Linked DNA regions of Mus musculus: region 1 is linked to region 2. A link is a contact called in ENCODE Hi-C data. All regions are on one chromosome and are shown on one strand. Each heading gives the region's core, a stretch centred on a gene start or an enhancer-like site at or near the end of the contact. The rest is flanking DNA. Distances are from core to core; before and after follow the strand shown. Region 1 holds the start of Cenpe (centromere protein E). Region 2 holds the start of Tbck (TBC1 domain containing kinase).

What was found. A loop is a pair of places that touch in the nucleus more often than their neighbours do.
Region 1: a map of gastrocnemius shows a loop between it and region 2 (6-fold over the local background). The contact joins the promoter of Cenpe here to the promoter of Tbck in region 2. A Hi-C loop is called at or near these places in 2 of 37 maps with a recorded cell type or tissue (T-helper 2 cell and gastrocnemius).

What each region holds. Positions count from the first base shown.
Region 1 is chr3:135,211,189-135,215,052 of GRCm38, reverse strand. It overlaps Cenpe (centromere protein E), which reads right to left and starts at 2,490. Exons shown (of 46, transcript NM_173762.4): 1 at 2,339-2,490. The coding sequence starts at 2,394.
Region 2 is chr3:132,682,548-132,686,111 of GRCm38, reverse strand. Tbck (TBC1 domain containing kinase) reads right to left here and starts at 1,968. Exons shown (of 26, transcript NM_001163455.2): 1 at 1,718-1,968. Aimp1 (aminoacyl tRNA synthetase complex-interacting multifunctional protein 1) reads left to right here and starts at 2,233. Exons shown (of 7, transcript NM_007926.2): 1 at 2,233-2,319. The coding sequence starts at 2,318.

The DNA of each region.
Region 1 (3,864 bases), core at 1,241-3,740, 2.5 Mb before region 2:
CAGGAGGGGTAATTTACAACATTTCATGTCCTAAGGAATAGCAGTAACATACAGCGTCTACTCTGGAAAGGTTGGGACTCAACTCTCCTAAATGGGGCTCAAGGTCTGCTTCTCGCCAGTCCCTACTGAAGCCCTCCACTCGAAGTACCCAGCAATGGAAGAACAGTTCAGGGTGTGACTCTCATTATGTATTAGGACCCTTTTCTAGGGGTGTCTGACTTTTCACATAAGACATAATTTTGTCATCTACAAAGGAAGGAAATGGAAAACACCTCAAGTCAGTTTGAAAAGAAAACAAAAATCTTCCTTTCCTGGCAGGAAAGTTCCCACTGGAGGCTTTAAAACAAAACAAAAGCTTTTTTTTTTTTTTTTTTTTTTGGGTTTGGTTTGGTCTGGTTTGATTTATTTCTTAAAGATTATAATTCTTTTTTTCTGCAAACTGCCAGCTCTGAGAGAGTAGGGTGCAGTTTAGTGGCCACCACCTCCTCTGACATCTCACCTGCCCAGAAAAATGCAGAAGACCTAGGGTGCCTACCAAGCCCAGTGCCTTCCCCCTTTTTTTGAAATGTCAACTTCACAGCTGACTGAGCCTTGCAGAGGTGCAGAGTCATGACATCACCAGACAGTCCACATGCAGAGAGGGCTGGCAGTGTTCTGAGTGTGGCACAAAGACTGGAAAACTGAGAGCTACTGAGCTGGGGAAAGATCTTGTATTACCGGAGAACCTTGCAATACAAAGTTTCAAAAATCTGGGTAGTGGTGGCACACACTTTTAATTCCAGCACTAGGGAGGCAGAGGCAGGTGGATCTCTATGAATTGGAGGCTAGCCTGGTCTATGGAACTGAGTTCCTGGATAGCCAGGGCTACACAGTGAAACCCCATCTCAAAACACCTCCACCACCCAACCAAAACCGACCAACCGCCCCCCCCCCCAACCAAATAAACAAACAAAAATTAAAAAAAAAAACCCAAACCTCTTGCAAAATGAAGATTTAAGTAATATAATTTTATGTTTAACTATATTCATAACTATCTTTGTCTGCATAGGCTCTACTTCCTCTCTGAAATCTTTAAAAAAAACAAAAAAACTTCTGGAATCTTCCGGAATACTTGACATGCCCTAAATCCCCTGAACTATGTCACTAATCTCTTTCTGTTCTTTACTTTGAGACATTGTCTCACCTTGTTGGCCTGGAACTCACTAGGTAGCCCAGGCTGGTCTACAACTAAGATACACCTCCCTCTGTCTTCTGAGTGCTGGGGTTAAAGGCCTGTGCCACCATGACAGACACCACTAATCTCTTCAGTGCCACCTTCCTCTAAATTCCTATTCGTACCAAACACCACATCAGTCAAGCAATCTGGAAGTTGAATCTCTGTGATCTATCCATCAATGAACCACCTATTCTGTAGTGTTAGCGTTTTCCTGACACCAGGTACCCCATGTCTCTGAAGGCCCAGTGGCTCTTTCAACATTCTGCACAGTTTTGTTTTGTTTTTCTTTTTTTTTTCTGTGTATCGTTAACGGCTTATGTCTATAGATATACTGTTTTAGTTTGCTTTGTGCTGCTGTGATAAAATATCATGACCAAAAGCAACTTGGAGTGGAAAAGGTTTATATCAAAAGCAACTTGGAACGGAGAAGGTTTATATCAGCCTACACTTCCAGCCCCAGGGAAAGTCAGGGCAGGGTCGCAAGCAGGAGTGGAGGCAGAATTCATGAAGCACATTGTTTATTGTCTTGCTCTCTCTGGGTTTTGCCTACGTAGCTGTCTTACACAGCCTTGAGTTCCATGAGTAAGAATGGAACCACCCAGACTGGCCTAAGCACTGCCCATATCAACCAGGAACTAAGATTCCACCACAAGGACATGCCCACTGGCCAACTTCATCCAGGTAGTCCTCCAATGGAGACTCCCTTAGATATAGCTGGCTGTCAAGTCAACAGCTAATGCTAACTAGGAGCCAGCTTTTTCCCAAATTAGGGAAGGAACTTAAATGCAAGAAATAATCAATTTTGAGAATCTCGCCTATCGACCACCCGTTTAATACCAATTTCTCAAGCTTTAGCATCTCTAGCTGAAGGCCAGAAGCCAGCAAACCCAGTAGACTTCATCAACCCCCTCTTGTCTTTTCTTTCTGGCATTCCCGACCTTTTCCCACTACTGAACATTCACTGTCTCCGTCCATCAGGCGAGGACGGCAGTGTCCCCTGAGCAGAACTACGCGCAGTCGGACCGTGTTTTCGGGGAAACGGAGTCCTGCACCCGGGTGTCGGTGTGACTCGGGGCAGCGCGGGCTGGGACGCAGGTCCCCACGCCGCCCCAGGCCGCCTACCTGCTGTTGAGGGGTCGCACACGAACACAGACAGCCACTGAAGCCTCCTCGGCCATCCTGTCCGCTGCAGACTAAGGGAAACGAAGGAGAGCAACGGCGCCGACCGAGCTCCCGGGCCGCCCCGCCTTTAAGTTTAAAATGTCCTCAAGGTTGCAGCGGATTGGGTGGCGCAGCGTCATGACGTCACGGGACAGTCCAAGTGCTGCGGCGAGTGGGGGTTGCGGGGGGAAAGGCGGGGCGAGTCCATGGATGGGGAAGGCGGGGGAGACTCAGAGATCCCGGAACTGAGAGCCTCAGAACTCAGCTGGAGAGAAGTTTTGTGTTAGAGTCACGCCTGCAGAACAAAAGAATTATAATCTTAAAAAACAAACAAACAAGAACTCCAGACTAGACCAAACCAAAAAAAGCTTTCGTTTTGTTTTAAAGCCTCCAATGGGAACTCACTGCCCAGCCAGGAAAGGAAGATTTTCTTTTCTTTTGGAACTGCTTTGAGGCGTTGTTGTTTCTTTTCTTTAACTTTCATTTCTCTGGACGGTGAGTGTAAGAGCCTCATGTAAGGGAGAGAATCATTGACACCTGGGAAAATGTTGTGGGGACATGACAGTGCTGCACACTAGAGCATGGATTACCCGAGAAATCCCCAGTACTAGGCATGGAACACTTCTTTTCATGTTGGTTAGAGTAATCCAAGAGGCTCCCAAAATAATAAAGCTACGCCTTAGGGACGAGGCTTCTAGCTCAGAAACAGCTGGAATTTTCTAATTCCCGACAAGTCTGAAGTATGTGGTGTCTCCAGGCAACAATGACTTAACCTTCAGCCTCAGGGAGGCAACCAAGGACAATTTGGGGATGTCAGTTCTCTCCTACCACTAGGTTCTAGGGATTCAACTTTAGCTTGGCAGCCAGTGACTTTACTCACTGAGCTATCTTCCCTGCCCTGTTTTAACTTTTTTTTTTTTTTTTAAAGTGGGCAAATATATATTTAGCTGTAGGGAACAAACTTATGAAGGGGAAGAAATGTTATGTCATTAAAGGCTCAGAGGCAAGGAAGGGATTTTTTAGAGCAAGAGTATTATTTTCACAGCTGTGATTTTGTCACACTGTCTTTGCTAACATTATATAGCAGGCAGTATTTATTAAAGATTGACTGTATTCCACTATATGATCTATGCTGTTCATCAAGAGATAATTATTAGAAGGAAAAAGAGAGGGACTGAGAGGGTAGCAGAAGAGGTGAATTTGACAAAAGGACGTAATATTCAGGTATGAAAATGTCATAACAAAATGAAACGTCTTGTACAATTAATATACACTAATGAGAAAGAGATGGTGCTTGATGGTTCAAGGCCAATGGGGGCAGTTTAATCAGTCTCACAATAACTGAAAAGGGGGCCGGAGCTGGGGAATCCTGCATCATTCTGTTCAATTCCTAACAGTACAGAAAAAGAGATATTCATTGTGAAACTGTTTTATGTTGTGCTTTTTTTTTTCAAACCCAGATACCAATTGTTTGATTTTACCAAAGA
Region 2 (3,564 bases), core at 719-3,218:
AGGGGGTTTGAAAAGGAGAAAGGTTAAAAATATATCTAAACACACAATCTACTAAATCAAGCACACTTACCATTGGAGGGAAAGAATGAACCTGAATTATCTTTGATATTACAAAAAGGTCCATGGTCATGACATTGAGGGAAGGAAAAAATGTGACCTAGCACACTGTGTGGGTTTGCACTGAAAAGTAATTATAAATCCCTACTACCATGAACATTTGTTTTTCTGCACATAGATTAAACAACACACTTAGGAACTATGACTAATTTTGACAATGTATAAGTAAAAGTCCTGCTAAGGAAAAAATGCAGGTGTCCCTAGACTACACTAGGAATTAATGATAGCACTATTTGCTAGACTTCATCAGCTAATTAGTCATAACTTTTTGTTTAAAGATACTACTTGCTTTCAAAACATAAAAAGCCAAGTACTAATAGCCATATGCATTTGATGACTGACCAGGAGAGAAACCCTAGACTGCCTCAATCTGGTTTGACAATTGAAATTAATGTGTGCTCTTTATAATAAAAAGGATATACACATTAGTTCCACCACAGATCGGTTATGCCCATCCTGTTTTTACGAAAAGTTTTGATGCAAACCACTTCATATCCAATGCACACCTCAGACTTGCTCTACAAGAAGCCTGTAGAGCACAAGGCTCCTCTGTTCATTGGGAGCCAAATAAAGTCTCCCATAGGCTTTCAGAATTAATGGACCTGAAAACTTGGTAACACAGGCGAATTTGTTTTCTTGGTGATAAATGGAGAGAGCCAGTGCTATTCTCATCATAATAGAGGAGTCAAAACACATACTCAAAAGTTCATGTGAAAATAGTTATGACCACTATTCTGAATCTTGTCGATACTGTGAGCTAGCTTAAGTCTACTTGAATCTTAACTTCTTATTCAATGAGTAGATGCAAAATTACAGAAAGTTATATCTACATAGCAGGCTTGAAGTCATAGGAAAGGTGAGACATAACCTCAGCATTTTAATATTTAACTTTTACAATGATATATTAGATTTTCCGTTATAGACATTAAATAACATACAACTGAAAAATCAGACAAGTGTTTATGACTCAAAAAGATAAACCACAAGCAAGAAAACAAATTTCAGTATCAGTCTATCTCTCTGGTGTGCATGAAGCTCACGAACAAAAAATTGACACACACACACACACACAGGTGCTCACACTTGGTAACTAGAAGAGAGTGAAAAATGAAAACGATGAAGTCAGAGATTACAAGAGAAAGCCATGTAGGCAGGTAGTTGGCTTGGAAAATTTACTCAGGGAATACTTTGAAACTTCTACGTTAAGTCTGACGTTTCTGTAGCCAGAACACTGAAAACCACAAACATGGCCTGCACCTATAATGAACAAGACACAATGTAAACTCTTAAAGAGATTGGAGATGACTCACGTGAGTCGAAAATGTAGAAGAAGAAGAGGAGGAGGAGGAGAAAAGGGGGGAAAAAAGAGGGGTAGTGGGGAGACGTGGATTTTATCCAGAGTAAAATCGTATTTGCATTTCTAAGACTCGGTGAACTTGGGCTTCAGGGAGAAGGAAGTTTGGAGACAAACACAACAGCAAGCAGCTCCACAGATTGGTTCTATGGGTTCCTGCAGAATGGCCGGGTCACTCACAGTACCTGATTGTCCCACAAGTCCCACCCACTAACGCCAGGCAAGCGGCGACACCAGAATACCTGCCTGAATCTGGGGACGCAGAGATTGGGGGGTTGAGCTCCTAAGCGCGGAAGCTATGCCTGGCAGTGCTTAGTGGGCCGTGTCCTGCATTTCAGGCGCGTCTACAAGAGGCCGCCTAGGGAAGGTGACAGCCGGAGCGACACGCCTCCGTCCGCGCGGGCCTCCCGGGTCCCCGGCTCAGAACCCGAGGGTGAGCGCGCACCTCGCTCCACTGACAGCGCCCAGCACCCCCTCCCCCGCCGCCGCCTCGGGTCGGCCACTGCTCATGACGTCACATCGCCGAGACGCAACCCCGGGGGAAGACCCCAAAACTTCCGGCCGCCTGTCCCTTGCCCAGACAGACAGCCAAATGTAGCGAGTGAGAAAGAAGTGAGGGAAGATCGGAGGGAGGGAGGAAGGAAATGGGAGATGGGAGCTCAGTGTGGTACAGGGAGAGAGCTGGCGCAGGCAGCGGACGGCCGATGAGCGGTGAAACTGTGAAACGCTCAGGCATTTATCAGGGACAGCCTCCTGGGTCCTTTCTCGCTGCCGGGGACTGCGGGAGGCTGGCCCTTCCTTCTCCCGGCTGAGGCTGCTCAAGAGCTGCGGTTGGGTCACCGCTTCATGTGAGTGTCCCGATCCAGAGTTCTTCCCTTTCTCACCCGGGAAAAAGAACCTGACCTTCTGTGTAGTAGTGGGAAGCGCGGTCAAAACCTCCACCCACGTGCCCCCTTTTGATTCAACTTAGTTTGGGCAATGAATACGTGGCCGAGGGAGAGCATGCTACTGGAGGCAGGGGGTGAATGCATTACCTTGTTTCCTTTTAAGTGAGAGTGCAAAGGATTTCCAGTGTTTGTACGTGAGGACGGGTTGAAGAAGGAGATTCCTTGATTTCAACAGATATTAGAAACACCAGCTACCACTATACTCCCGGCAACAGTTTAGTTATTGGGTAAAGATCCATAAACTAAGTAGAAATGACTGTCAACGAAACGGACAAAAATCCCAGTCGTTGCCTCTCGGCTAGGGCTTATTGTTGAAGTACAGCATTAAAAGTAAGGTGAACACTCTGTATTTTAATATTGATATGTTTTACTTATGGGTATGTGTTCATGCCCGAGTGAGTTTTTGTGCAAAACTTGTGTGGAGGTAAACGCGGAGGCTAGAAAGCATCAGACCCCTGGGACCTGGAGTTACCTGTGATTGTGTGCTCCTGTGTAAGTGCTGGGCCCTGAGCTTGGGTTCCCTGCAACAAGCACTAAACGCTTTTTAGTGTTGGCATTTTATACTTAAATATTTTAGATTATAAGTACTGCACAGAAAAGGTATTAAGCCATAAAAAAAAAAAGGTAGATTATTTGACATGGTTGCCAGAGAAGGTTCTCAAGGAAAAGATGGCTTTCTAGGAAGGAGGTGACACAAATAGAATTAACAATAGAGAAAACCTTCAAGAAGTACAGTCAGTCATAAGGCCAAGCCATTGCGAAGGCCATGCAACAGAAACTTACCAAAGTATGAAGGGGTCTGACCAATGCCTGTGGGCTCAGAACTGAGAGAGGGGATTCATGATGCAGACAGAGAGTGTGGGCTAATCAGGGGGAGTGAAAGCCATAGAAGGTTTTCCAAGGCCAAGTAATGTTACCCAGCTTCGTTTTAAGAGGGTTACTCCATAGCCCTCTTAGACTGGGGGCAGAAGTGAGAAAGGAGATCAGTTAGGAGGCTTTTGTTTTACCTCAAAGGGAACATAACAGTGTCTTCAATAAAGGTCCTAAGTGTCCAGTCAGGTCTTGAGTGTGTTTCCCAAATAATGAAAGCATTTAGGCTTTGGGAAACATTTTGAGTGAATTGTGTGAATTTCAGAATGACAAACA